Linked DNA regions of Homo sapiens: regions 2 and 3 are each linked to region 1. Evidence: chromatin contacts called from ENCODE Hi-C data. All regions are on one chromosome and are shown on one strand. Each heading gives the region's core, a stretch centred on a gene start or an enhancer-like site at or near the end of the contact. The rest is flanking DNA. Distances are from core to core; before and after follow the strand shown.

Region 1 (3,797 bases), core at 657-3,156:
GGTTTGAGAATCTTCCATTATCAGCTATATCCCTTGCAAATTAACTCCTCAAGTTATAATTCCACAAATCGACAATAACAGAACCTATCTTGCAAGGCTGATGTAAAGATTAAAAGAGAAAATACACATGAAGACACTTAGCACACTACAGGGTATATAGTAAATATCAAATAATCCAATTATTATTAGAATATGTAAGACAATCTGACTCTACCATTGTCTGGAGACCAGGCTAAACACGTATTAAAGTCTTACACTCTAAACTTGAGAGTAGTTTCATTTTATTTATTTAAAACTAACATGAGTAACTCATTAATTCCTCCATTCAACAAATATTCATCCAGTATCTAATGTATGCCAAGTATTTTACCAAGTGCTGGGAATACATCAGTTGACAAGTCAGACAAAGACTCTGCTCTTTTGGAGTTTAAGTAAAATTGTCATATCATAAGTGCCATATATTTATTATGAGAGCAAACTGAAGAAGTGCCTAACTTTTCAATAACAATTACTTAAAAAAACAACAACAGTATTTACCAAGTGCTATTATAAGAGGTCCCTCTAGTGATGCTTTGCATTCAGAGAATGCTCAATGAATAAAGTTCACTAGTAAGGGTAACTTTGGGAAGTCTAGAAGGAAAGTAAAAATCCCAGAAGCCTGTTGGTGTCCATCATTCTACTTCCAAAATATGCTTGCCTGAGAAGAATCTACATTTCTTGAGGGTAGGAAAAGCTTGAGCCTACAAAAATTCAAGACACATATTAGGTACTTTAAAATAGTTTTTAAATGAAATAGTGACTATCCGAATACCATCCTAGTCCAAGATACAATCATCTGTTGTACTACTGAGGTAGTCTCCTAACTGGCCTCTCAGCTTCAGCTTTTGCCCTAGTCTATTCTTCAAATAATTCACAGTTATCTTTTCAAATGTGAATTAGGTCACTATGTTGCCTAAATAATCCCAAGGGTTTCCGTCACACTTAAAATCCAAAATCCTTCCAAGGCCTAGAAAGGCCTGTGCCATCTGGCCTCTGCTTGCCTCCCGTCCTGCACCTGCAGCCCCTCACCTGGCTAGAGCCAAGCCTAGCCTGCGGTTCCCACCGCCTGCAACCCCTCCCTGTGGCTCTGCAGCTAGTGCCTTCTCATGTTCCTGACCTCCTAAATTGAGGCAGCCTCCTTACACAATCCCTACCACATTACACTGTTTTTATTTTCTACTTCATTACCACCACTTGAAATTATCTTTATTAACTGTTGAGTAATCTTCCACCACATGCTGGCATTTATAAAACCTGTGAGAGCACTGCTCCCCTAGTTTCCCTAGCGTCAATTATTATGGAATTACTAGATGAAGGAACTCCCCTGCCCTGTTTCCTGCTTTCTTTAAATTGTGGACATACACAAGCACCCAAAGAAAGAGTGATCCTGATTCCAAAGAACATCCCCACCCCACCCCTCAACTAATCCGACCCCTCCTCGGTTTCCCAGCGGGCCGCCCCGCCTCCGCCGCCACGCACCTGGTTCTGCTGGCTTCCACCAGGGGGCTCGCTTCGTCTGCCGGGACCTTCTCCTCCGCCTCCCTTCCCGCCCCGCCTACCCCACCACCCACCTGCTTCCCACTCTGCTTCCACTAGGGGGCGCGTCTCTGAGGGCAGGGCCTCCGTCTCCGACGCTGACTTCCTCAGCGCAGCCAGCACTGTCTCCGGTGGCAAGTCGACCAGCTCCTCCCACACGGATTCTGTGTAGAAATCCACGGTATGTGCATTGGAAATGGACAGGGCATCCCTCAGGAACTGCAGCAGTCCCTGCAACTTGGCACGCAGCGTGGGCAGGTCCGGGGTCACCGGGAGAGGGCAAGAAGCCGCCATGACGCTCACCCTCCGAGGCTGTAGGTGGCGCAAACATGGCCGTGAGGCGCCAGCTCGGCCCAAATTAGCACAGGCAGGCTCAGTAGAGCTCCGAGCCGGATTCCTTCTGAGCGATTGATTGCTTCGGCTTGGTGACGTATTTTGTGGGCGTCCGTCGTGGTCTTCTGATGACGCAGTTAGTCGGCTGCAATGGCGCCGGTGAGGCGGTCCGCGAAGTGGCGGCCTGGTGGTATTGAGGCGCGTGGTGAAGGGGTTTCCACTGTCGGGTACAGGAATAAGAATGTGAGACAGAAGACATGGCGGCCTAACCACCCGCAAGCCTTCGTGGGGAGCGTTCGCGAGGGTATGTAAGAAGGCAACCATTTGCAAATCCTCAGGCTTGCTAAGTTTTAGGATATAAGATTCGCTGAAGCTTGGAAGAAGGATTTAGGAACCAGACCCGGTCCTACTTGGGGCAAGGGAATTCATTCCTGAGCCCGCTAAAGCTGTGAGCTTCGCAGAGCTCTAGATAGGAAGACGGAGCAGTGTTGCTATTATTTAAACGTCTTTTCTGACGTAACCCTGTATTTCATCAGAACTTTTTTCCTATATTTTTCCTGAGAAACTGAGCAGAGAGAGTCTATGACCCTGTGAACTCTTGCGCATGTGGTAAGGTAAAGGATAGAGAGGAGGACAGGGCCAGAAACACTGCTCCGAATTCTTCCTTATTACAAATACCCGAGGCCCTCCAGCCTTCGCTTTAATTTGTGTTTGTCATTTTGTATTGCTGTCTGTAAGGTCTCTTAGATCCCACTTGGAATATATAAATGTTAAATTCAGTCTTCCGATAATTGCTAGCTTTTCAGACAACCATACACTGTCTTTTTCTTTCGTGTTGAAACATTTTCGAAAACATGTAGTTTGTCCAAGATACTAGATGTGGCATTTTCTTTCCTATTTTTTAAGCATTTATTGAAGGCTCAGATTAAGTGTTTTAGATGAACTAAGGAATTTGTTTTGATTTGTGAATACAGCTGTAAACTCAAGTTGTGCAACAGTCTGAACTGGTCAGTTTTTCTTTGAGATTCTTACTTGGATTTCCGCATGACTGTTAGCCTGGTCTTTTTGCAAAGGGCCAACTTACTATGCAATCCATCAGCTTAAATTTGTTGCTTGAAATAATTTTTTAAAGCAAAATATAATACTAGAATCTGAATGTGATGACGTAAAAAAAGTTTTCATTTGTAATTAACAGCTCCATTCTTCGTTCAACTTCTTTTCTCTGAAAGTAATTTTGGATGATATTCCTCAATGTAGGACAAGGCTTTGCTTTTCGAAGAAAACTGAAAATACAGCAAAGTTACAAGAAATTGCTACGGAAGGAAAAGAAGGCTCAAACGTCACTGGAATCTCAATTCACAGATCGATACCCAGATAATCTGAAACATCTCTATTTAGCTGAAGAGGAAAGACATAGGAAGCAAGCAAGAAAAGTCGACCATCCTTTGTCAGAACAAGTTCACCAGCCGTTGCTTGAAGAACAGTGTAGCATTGACGAGCCTTTATTTGAAGATCAGTGTAGCTTTGACCAGCCTCAGCCAGAAGAACAATGTATTAAAACAGTAAAGTATGTATTTTCTTCATTTGAAATCCTTTAAGTGTTGTTTTATTATTTAAAAGTACTATAGGATAATTTATATAGGAATTGTATTTTTTCTTATTTAACACATTTTAGAAGTCACGGTTTAATTAGGGAAACATTTTCATGGAGGCTCTATTTTTAGCTTCAATAACTGAATTAGGCTGGTTTAGCCTAATTGACAAAGTAACGTAATGGGAATTAAGAGCTCTGGAATTTGGGTTTCTTCCTCTCAAGTACAGGTGGTAACTTGATTGGACCATATGTTATGACTATATTTTTGAAAAATAACTTCTGAGAGGTGTTATAA
Region 2 (3,797 bases), core at 813-3,312, 7.4 Mb before region 1:
CTGAAGAGAGGAAAAATGCTATCATTCTGTTCAATGTTCGTTTATCTTACACATCAAGGGCACAGCTCAGAAGGCTGGTAATGTCAAGCCTAGTGAGATACATAAACTGATAAAAAAATTATTTGCAACAGCATTGATTTATATTTATTCACTTTTAAACGTCTTTTACACATTTTGTGTCTAATCTTTTAAAATATTTTAAAACAAATGCTATCATCAGATCGTGAACATAATACCATACTTCCTATTGCCTGTATGCTTTTGAGGAGGCTATATAAATATTAATTTTCCAGTTCTGGAATTAAGAGAAAGAAGATTGCAGAACTTATCTTTTTGTTCTGATTAACTGATACTGAAAATAACACTGACAAGGTCTCTGGGCCAGTGGCGACGGTGAGTTCAAATAAAGATTAGATGAAGATGAAGCGCGGTATCTTAGGTAAGATACACATCTTTACTGTGTATATGCGTGTACAAGAAGGAAAACTTGCTTTTTTTTTTTTAAGTAGATGTTACGAAGGATGGTTTTTTTTTTTTTTTCAACTTGCAAAATCTCTTGAAGGTTGGAGCAGAGCCGCCGGTTACCTTTGAGCATCGAAATACCGCAAGTTATCCCGTTTCCTTTTCCCCTCAGGAAAGATGGGTGCAGGGTTGAGATGTTACAAGAGAATTAAAAGAGAGCCACCAGCTTGGCATAGTAGAAGAAACAAACCCAAAATGAAAACACCCGGATTTTAAGCGCGGATCCTGCGAGGCCGGTTTGCACTGGCCGAACGCCTGCGTTAACCCTTTGGGCGCCGCAGCTGGGATCCCCGGTGTTTGCGGACCCGACCGGCAGGAACAGAGATGGAGTGTCCCGCGCCCGCATGGGGAGTGAGCTCTCTTCCCCAAAGAGGGAGCGAGCCGAGAAGCACTTTTTCCTCCGGTGCGTGCGTCACGGCCCGGGACAGGCGTCGAGTCCGGTTTGGAGTGGGGGCAGAGACGCGGCGAGGAGCCGCTCAAATGTCCGCTGACTGGGGGTTCGCCTTAATCTGTCCTCGCCAGGAGCGCTCGCCCTCGCCCTCCCGCTGGCTCGCTCCTGGGCCCTGGAGGGGCATGGGCCCGGGGGCGGTTCGGGAGGGGCCCCAGGTGAAGGGCGCCCGCACTTCTCCTGCGGCAATCATCGCTCTCCTGCCTCCACACGTCGCGGCAGCGGCCCGGCCCCGCGCCGAAACAGCAGCTGTGACTGACGGAGTCACCTCCCCGCGCGCCTGGCCACCCCCTCCTCCCCCGCCGCTCCCTCCTGCACCAACACGTCATGGAAACACGGACGTCAGAGCCTCTCAGCCAATCGCAGGCTGCGGCAGGAGGGAAGGGGCGCGCTGGAGGGGGCGGGGGCAGCGGCAAGCCAAGGCGCTCAGGGGAAGGAAGAAAGGGAGGGGCGTGCGGAGGCGCAAGTCCCCACCTCCGCCCCTCACTCCGGCCACCCTTTCCCGACCGCGCGGCAAGTTCTAATCGCCAGGCGCGCGCTCGCCAGCCGAGGGCGCGCTCGCCGGGTCCTCCCCTTAAACGCCCTCCCAGTGCCGCTCAGCTCCCAGTCCCGGTCCGAGCCGCGGTTCCTCCGCGCGCGCGCGCGCGCACTCGCCCGCCCCCAGGCTCCCCGCGGATCGCGTCACGTGACCGCGCTCAGCCAAGGCGGCAGCGGCGGCGGCGCGAGCTTCGGCGGCGGTGGCGGCTGTGGCAGCGGGAGCAGCTGCGCCGCCAGCGTGGAGCGGGAGGCGTGTGGGTGTGGAGAAAAGGGAGCGCCAGACCGGAACGGGTGAGCGTTCTCCTCCCCCTGCCTACCCCGGCAATCTTGCAGGCCACCCGGTGCAGACGGGGTCCCTGCCCGGAGCTGCGCGCAGCCCCCTCGTGCTCGGCCGTCCGCTCTCCGGTGCCCGCGGGCCCCGCCCCGAGTGGGGCGGGCTGCGGCGCTCACGGAGGTGGCTGCACCCCGCCCGCGGCTGCTGTTGCGGACGGCGGCGTGAGGCCGGCTGAGCTGCCCGTGCCGAGCGAGCGCGGCGCGCCCTGTGTGCCGCTCTGCGGAGCCGAGGAGGCGGGTCCTGCGGGGACGCGGGCGGCCACTCGGTGGCTGCCGGGCTCTGGGCGGGGACGGCCGGGCGCCGCCTCCTCCTCCTTCGCTGCCGCCGCCGCCTCCTCGCAGTGCAGCGTGAGTAGGGAGCCCCGGCTGGTGGACGCCGAGCCTCTCGGCTCCTTGGCCGCCCCATCCCCGAGGTGCAGCTGCACCTCCGCGTGGCGCCCCGAGCCCTGCGAGCCGGCTGCGGACGCGCTGAGGACGGAGCCCCCATCCTCTGCGTTTCCCGCTGCCCCTTAACGCCCCGCGACCCTCCCGCAGCCTGCCTTTCCTTCCCCCTCGGAAAATGGTTCCCACTGCCGGGCGAGGTGAGTGGCGGCCGCCGCCCGCCCGCGGCCGGGGGCGGCGGGGCAGGTCACCTGCGGGGGAGGCCAGGCGGAGCACGGAGGTCGGGCGTCGCGGCGGGGATCCTGATAGCTGGGTGCGCAGCGGGTTGCGCCGGATTCGGGAGAAGCTGACGGGGGCGGTCGGGGCCCCTCGCAGGTTGCCTCTTGCCGGGAGATTGTGAAGGTGAGCGGGCTTCTCGCCGTGCACCTCAGCGCCGGGTCAGTCTGGGAGTCGCTGCTCCGGGCCCGAGGGATGGGGCTTGTTGGGGCTTCTGGTCTACACCCGCAGGTCTTCGGCTTCACGAAGCCGCCTCGGCCGCGCCACAGCCCATCCCGCCACCGGTCGCCCCCGCCACGGCGCGTGGTGACCTTGAGGGCACCGTGCCCGGCACTCCCTCTCCCCGCGCCCCGGGAGGGTCACCCCTCTAATCCTTGGCCTCGGCCCCCCAGACGCACTGCGGGAGGGGAGCGGGGGCCCCTGGTCGGCCCCTGGCCCTGGTGGTTGATTGTTGGCGTGTCAGGACGGTGATTCCTCGGGAGTTGGAGAGCCGCCTGGTCTTTCTCCTCACGCCTTCCGTCTGGCCCCCCAGGATGTTCACAGTTGTTTCCGATTCGTGTTTATTCACTTAGTTTAAGAGAAAAAAGCCTGCGCCCCCACCTCCCTTTTTGAGGAAGGAGTCTGTAGGAGGACCGCGTTCCAGTGGCAGGGGTGTGGGGTGGGGGCTGTGCTCTCTTTATCCCATCCTGCGGGAGAATCCTGTGGCTAAGCTGGTTAGCGACCCCTGGTTCTGCGCCGCGGTCACCAGCCAGGTTGGTCTCTGTGCGCATTTCATTCACCAGTTTTCTGCGGGACTCGCAGCGCTGGGAGTGCTCGCACCCTGTGCGCTGCTTGGCTCGGAGGGGAGGGCAGGGCGTCCGGGTGGGTTAAAGGGGTCTGCAGGTACTTGGAGGGCTCGACCCTCCTCGACAGGCTGATATTTACCTTTTCTTTGGGTTAGAGCGCTGCAGACAGCCACCTTTCGCTTCTGTGCCCGCTACTTTTCTTGGTTTATTAATAATCTAATGGCTTCTGTTGGTATCGATTGCTGTTCGTGATAAATTAGCTACATAGATTTTTTTCATACGTGTGTAGGTATATGCATATATCTGAACTTGTCTGCCTGTCAACATGGAAGCCTTTGTTGTGTTTAACCTCCCCCACCTGAGGACAGTCTTATTTTAAAATAAGGCTTTTGTTCAGCGTGGGTGTATTTTATAATAAGAAGTACTTGTAAGGGCCTGGTTTGTATGAGGCTCTCATCTGGCAGAGGGTGTGTAACCCTTTGGATGGTGGCCCACGTGAGTGAATGGAGGGCCTT
Region 3 (3,797 bases), core at 948-3,447, 6.0 Mb after region 1:
CTGGTTGTCCTCACTGCTATACTCCCACCAGCACCAAAGACAGTTTACAAATGCCATGGCAATGTCAGGAAGTTACCCTATATGGCCTAAAGAGGGGAGGCATAAATAATCCACTCCTTGTTTAGCATATCATCAAGAAATAACCATAAAAATCGGCAACCAGCAGCCCTTGGGGCTGCTTTGCCTATGGAGTAACCATTCTTTTATTCCTCTTTCTTAATAAACTTGCTTTCACTTTATGGACTCGTCCTGAATTCTTTCTTGCATGAGATCCAAGAACCCTCTCTTGGGGTCTGGATTGGGACCCTTTTCCTCTAACAGGTGTAATATAAATATCTGTTGAGTGCTAACTATGCCAGGCACTATGCAAAGTGTTTAGTGAACATTCTCCACCTACTCAAAACCTCTTGAGATTTTTATTTTGTATATGTTATCTCCACTGGTTTTTTTGGCGGGGATTGTTTTGTTTTGAGACAAGGTCTCGCTCTGTCGCCCAGGCTGGAGTGCAGTGGTGCAATCTTGGCTCACTGCAACCTCCCTTCCCGAGTTCAAATTATTCTCATACCTCAGCCTCCAGAGTAGCTGGGATTACAAGCATGCACCACCATGCCCAGCTAATTTTTGTATTTTTAGTAGAGACGGGATTTTGCTATGTTGGCCATGCTGGTCTTGAACTCTCGGCCTCCTGTGATCTCCCACCTCGGCCTCCCAAAGTCCTGGAATTACAGCCATGAGCCACTGCGGCAGGCCCATTGTTTTTAAAGATGAGAAAAGCAGAGATCAAAGAGGTTACTTGGTGAATGCCACAGGTAAGGAAATGACAGAGCAAATCCAGGTCTGAATCCAAAGCCCATGCTCTCAAGTGCCTGTGTTTTAGGCCAGGCAAGGTGGCTCATGCCTGTAATCCTAAAACTTTGGAAGGCCAAGTTGGGAGGATCACTTGAGGCCAGGAATTCAAGATCAGCCTGGGCAACACAGGGAGACCCTGTCTCTACTAAAAGAGAAAATAACCAGGCGTAGTGAGGCACAAAGCGACTTGAAGGCTAAGACAGGAGGATCACGAGCTCAGGAATGCGGAGCTGCAGTAAGCTATGATCTCGCCACTGCACTCCAGCCTGGGCGGCAGAGTGAAACTTCATCTCTTAAAAAACAAAAAAAATGTTATAAGAGACAGTATTTTCTGTCTTTGGGTTATATACAATAATCCTTGGCCATGTGTTTTAAAGCATACTGTTGATCACCGACGTGATTAATGGATTTAAATCTGCACAGCGGCTCATGCCTGTAATCCCAACACTCTGAAAGGCCGTGGCAGGTGGATCATTCAGGTCATGAGTTCGAGACCAGCCTGGTCAACATGGTGACATCCCCATCTCTACTAAAAATACAAATATTGGCGGGGCACAGTGGCGTATGCCTGTAATCCCAGCTACTTGAGAGGCTGAGGCACGGGAATCGCTTGAGCCCGGGAGGCGGAGGTTGCAGTCAGCCGAGATTGCGCCACTGCACTCCAGCCTGGGCGACAGAGCGGGAGTCCATCTCAAAAAATAGAGACTTCGCATCATTTCTGCTTAATATATTTGTGGTGTCTAGAGTTTTATTGTGATACCTGAGTCTAGGAAATGTGGTAAAGCCTCTGCAGCAGACATAAAGCCTGCAATTCATGGCTGTGGCCAGGCTCTCCTCACCTGTCCTGCATCTACAAATTATTTCCGTTATGGTAAGGAGAGCAACTCGTGGGGAATGTGGACAGGAACATGCGTGAATCCAAGGCAGAGGTTTTGCCCCGGAAAAAGCAGCTTCTGGCAGGGGATGAAAGCCAGCAGAGTTCCAACCGGGGTGCCCTCTCCTTCACGCAGGCCCCACTACCGTGTTGACTTAGGAAGAAAGTTTCTCGGGAGACTAAGGGATTTGGGGGCAGCGGACGCCACTGGAGGGAGATGAATTCACCTAGGGAGCCGGGGAGGGGCTTAGGGTTGCCGCTCCAGGCACAGCTGCTGGAAATCCTAGTCTGTTTTTTCTGCCTTCGCGTACAACGGGCCAGCTCACCCCACCTGGCAAAGCTGCAGGGCTTTTCCACCAGGCGGACAGAAGGGCAGCCCTCTCGCCCAACCAAGAAGCCGTGCTACCCCGGCTTCGACTCCTGGCTTCCGGGTTTTCTCCCCGCCTATTCCGTTTCCGGCCGTTCCCACCCCTGTTTTCGGTCGGCCCGGGTGTTCTGCAAGCTGGTCAAAAAGGGGAAGCGGCCCAGATATGTTAAGTTCTATGGCCGCTGCAGGGTCTGTGAAGGCGGCGTTGCAGGTGGCCGAGGTGCTGGAAGCCATCGTGAGCTGCTGCGTGGGGCCCGAGGGACGGCAAGTTTTGTGTACGAAGCCCACTGGCGAGGTGCTTCTCAGCCGGAATGGAGGCCGCCTCCTGGAGGCGCTACACTTAGAGCATCCCATAGCCAGGTACCCGCGTCCCACACGCTAACCCGTAGCCGGGCACCCCAGGCAGCCTCTGTGGAGCTCTTGTCCCATCCTGAGGCGATGCGTACTTAGAAAGACTGACCTCGGGTGAAACCGCTGTATGCTCGGAATTAGAGCCCTGCCCAAGGGAACACTCCTGCACCCCAAATCTTACCAATTCTCAAGACCACTTCTCCCCACTCCACCCAACGGTGGAATCTTGGAATAGAGCAGAGTTTTTTCCAAGAAAGGAAAAAACTAAGGATGTATCCAAGGAACAATATTCTCATTTTATGCTTATGGCTGTGTAAACATGGTTTTAAGATGTGGGAAGCCAGCCTTCTGAAAATGAGTTGCTTTATTTCTTTTTTGTACAGGATGATAGTGGACTGTGTTTCCAGTCATCTCAAAAAAACAGGAGATGGTGCAAAAACATTTATTATCTTTCTTTGCCATTTGCTTAGAGGACTTCATGCAATCACAGACAGAGAAAAGGATCCTTTGATGTGTGAAAACATTCAAACCCATGGAAGGCATTGGAAAAATTGTTCTCGGTGGAAATTTATTTCCCAGGCTCTCCTAACGTTTCAGACACAAATATTAGACGGTATTATGGACCAGTACCTAAGTAGACACTTTTTGTCTATCTTTTCGTCTGCTAAAGAGAGAACATTGTGTAGGAGCTCTTTAGAGTTGCTCTTAGAAGCATACTTTTGTGGAAGAGTGGGAAGAAATAATCATAAATTTATTTCACAGTTGATGTGTGACTACTTTTTCAAGTGTATGACTTGTAAAAGTGGGATTGGTGTATTTGAGTTAGTGGATGACCATTTTGTAGAGTTGAATGTTGGTGTCACTGGCCTTCCTGTTTCAGATTCCAGGATCATAGCTGGTCTTGTGCTTCAGAAAGATTTTTCTGTGTACCGCCCAGCAGATGGTGACATGCGAATGGTGATAGTAACAGAAACCATTCAGCCTCTTTTTTCCACTTCTGGATCAGAGTTTATTCTAAATTCAGAAGCACAGTTTCAGACATCTCAATTTTGGATTATGGAAAAGACAAAAGCAATAATGAAACATCTACATAGTCAGAATGTAAAATTGCTCATATCTAGTGTGAAACAACCAGATTTAGTTAGTTATTATGCAGGGGTGAATGGCATATCAGTGGTTGAGTGTTTATCATCAGAAGAAGTTTCTCTTATCCGGAGGATCATTGGTCTTTCTCCATTTGTACCACCACAGGCCTTTTCGCAGTGTGAAATACCTAACACTGCTTTGGTGAAATTTTGTAAACCTCTTATCCTTAGATCCAAAAGATATGTTCATCTAGGCTTGATAAGCACATGT

The links. A loop is a pair of places that touch in the nucleus more often than their neighbours do. Pooled maps may share reads with other maps.
Region 2: a loop to region 1 is called in a map of CD8-positive, alpha-beta T cell, with 16 times the contacts of the local background. The contact joins the promoter of ATP2B1-AS1 here to the promoter of METTL25 in region 1. A Hi-C loop is called at or near these places in 3 of 168 maps with a recorded cell type or tissue (CD4-positive, alpha-beta T cell, CD8-positive, alpha-beta T cell and naive thymus-derived CD4-positive, alpha-beta T cell) and 7 of 50 pooled maps.
Region 3: a map of naive thymus-derived CD4-positive, alpha-beta T cell shows a loop between it and region 1 (10-fold over the local background). The contact joins the promoter of BBS10 here to the promoter of METTL25 in region 1. A Hi-C loop is called at or near these places in 1 of 168 maps with a recorded cell type or tissue (naive thymus-derived CD4-positive, alpha-beta T cell), 1 of 37 single-sample maps with no recorded cell type and 6 of 50 pooled maps.

The regions. Positions count from the first base shown.
Region 1 is chr12:82,356,638-82,360,434 of GRCh38, reverse strand. METTL25 (methyltransferase like 25) reads right to left here and starts at 1,906. Exons shown (of 12, transcript NM_032230.3): 1 at 1,611-1,906. The coding sequence starts at 1,869. CCDC59 (coiled-coil domain containing 59) reads left to right here and starts at 2,048. Exons shown (of 4, transcript NM_014167.5): 1 at 2,048-2,212; 2 at 3,166-3,475. The coding sequence starts at 2,059. RefSeq lists enhancers at 1,118-1,678, 1,609-2,168, 1,679-2,239.
Region 2 is chr12:89,707,220-89,711,016 of GRCh38, reverse strand. ATP2B1-AS1 (ATP2B1 antisense RNA 1) reads right to left here and starts at 2,062. Exons shown (of 1, transcript NR_028138.1): 1 at 1-2,062. ATP2B1 (ATPase plasma membrane Ca2+ transporting 1) reads left to right here and starts at 2,179. Exons shown (of 21, transcript NM_001366521.1): 1 at 2,179-2,421. RefSeq lists silencers at 941-1,490, 1,511-2,530, 2,681-2,910 and enhancers at 3,101-3,200, 3,211-3,300.
Region 3 is chr12:76,346,815-76,350,611 of GRCh38, reverse strand. BBS10 (Bardet-Biedl syndrome 10) reads left to right here and starts at 2,197. Exons shown (of 2, transcript NM_024685.4): 1 at 2,197-2,450; 2 at 2,825-3,797. The coding sequence starts at 2,254. RefSeq lists enhancers at 1,796-1,845, 992-1,941, 1,942-2,891.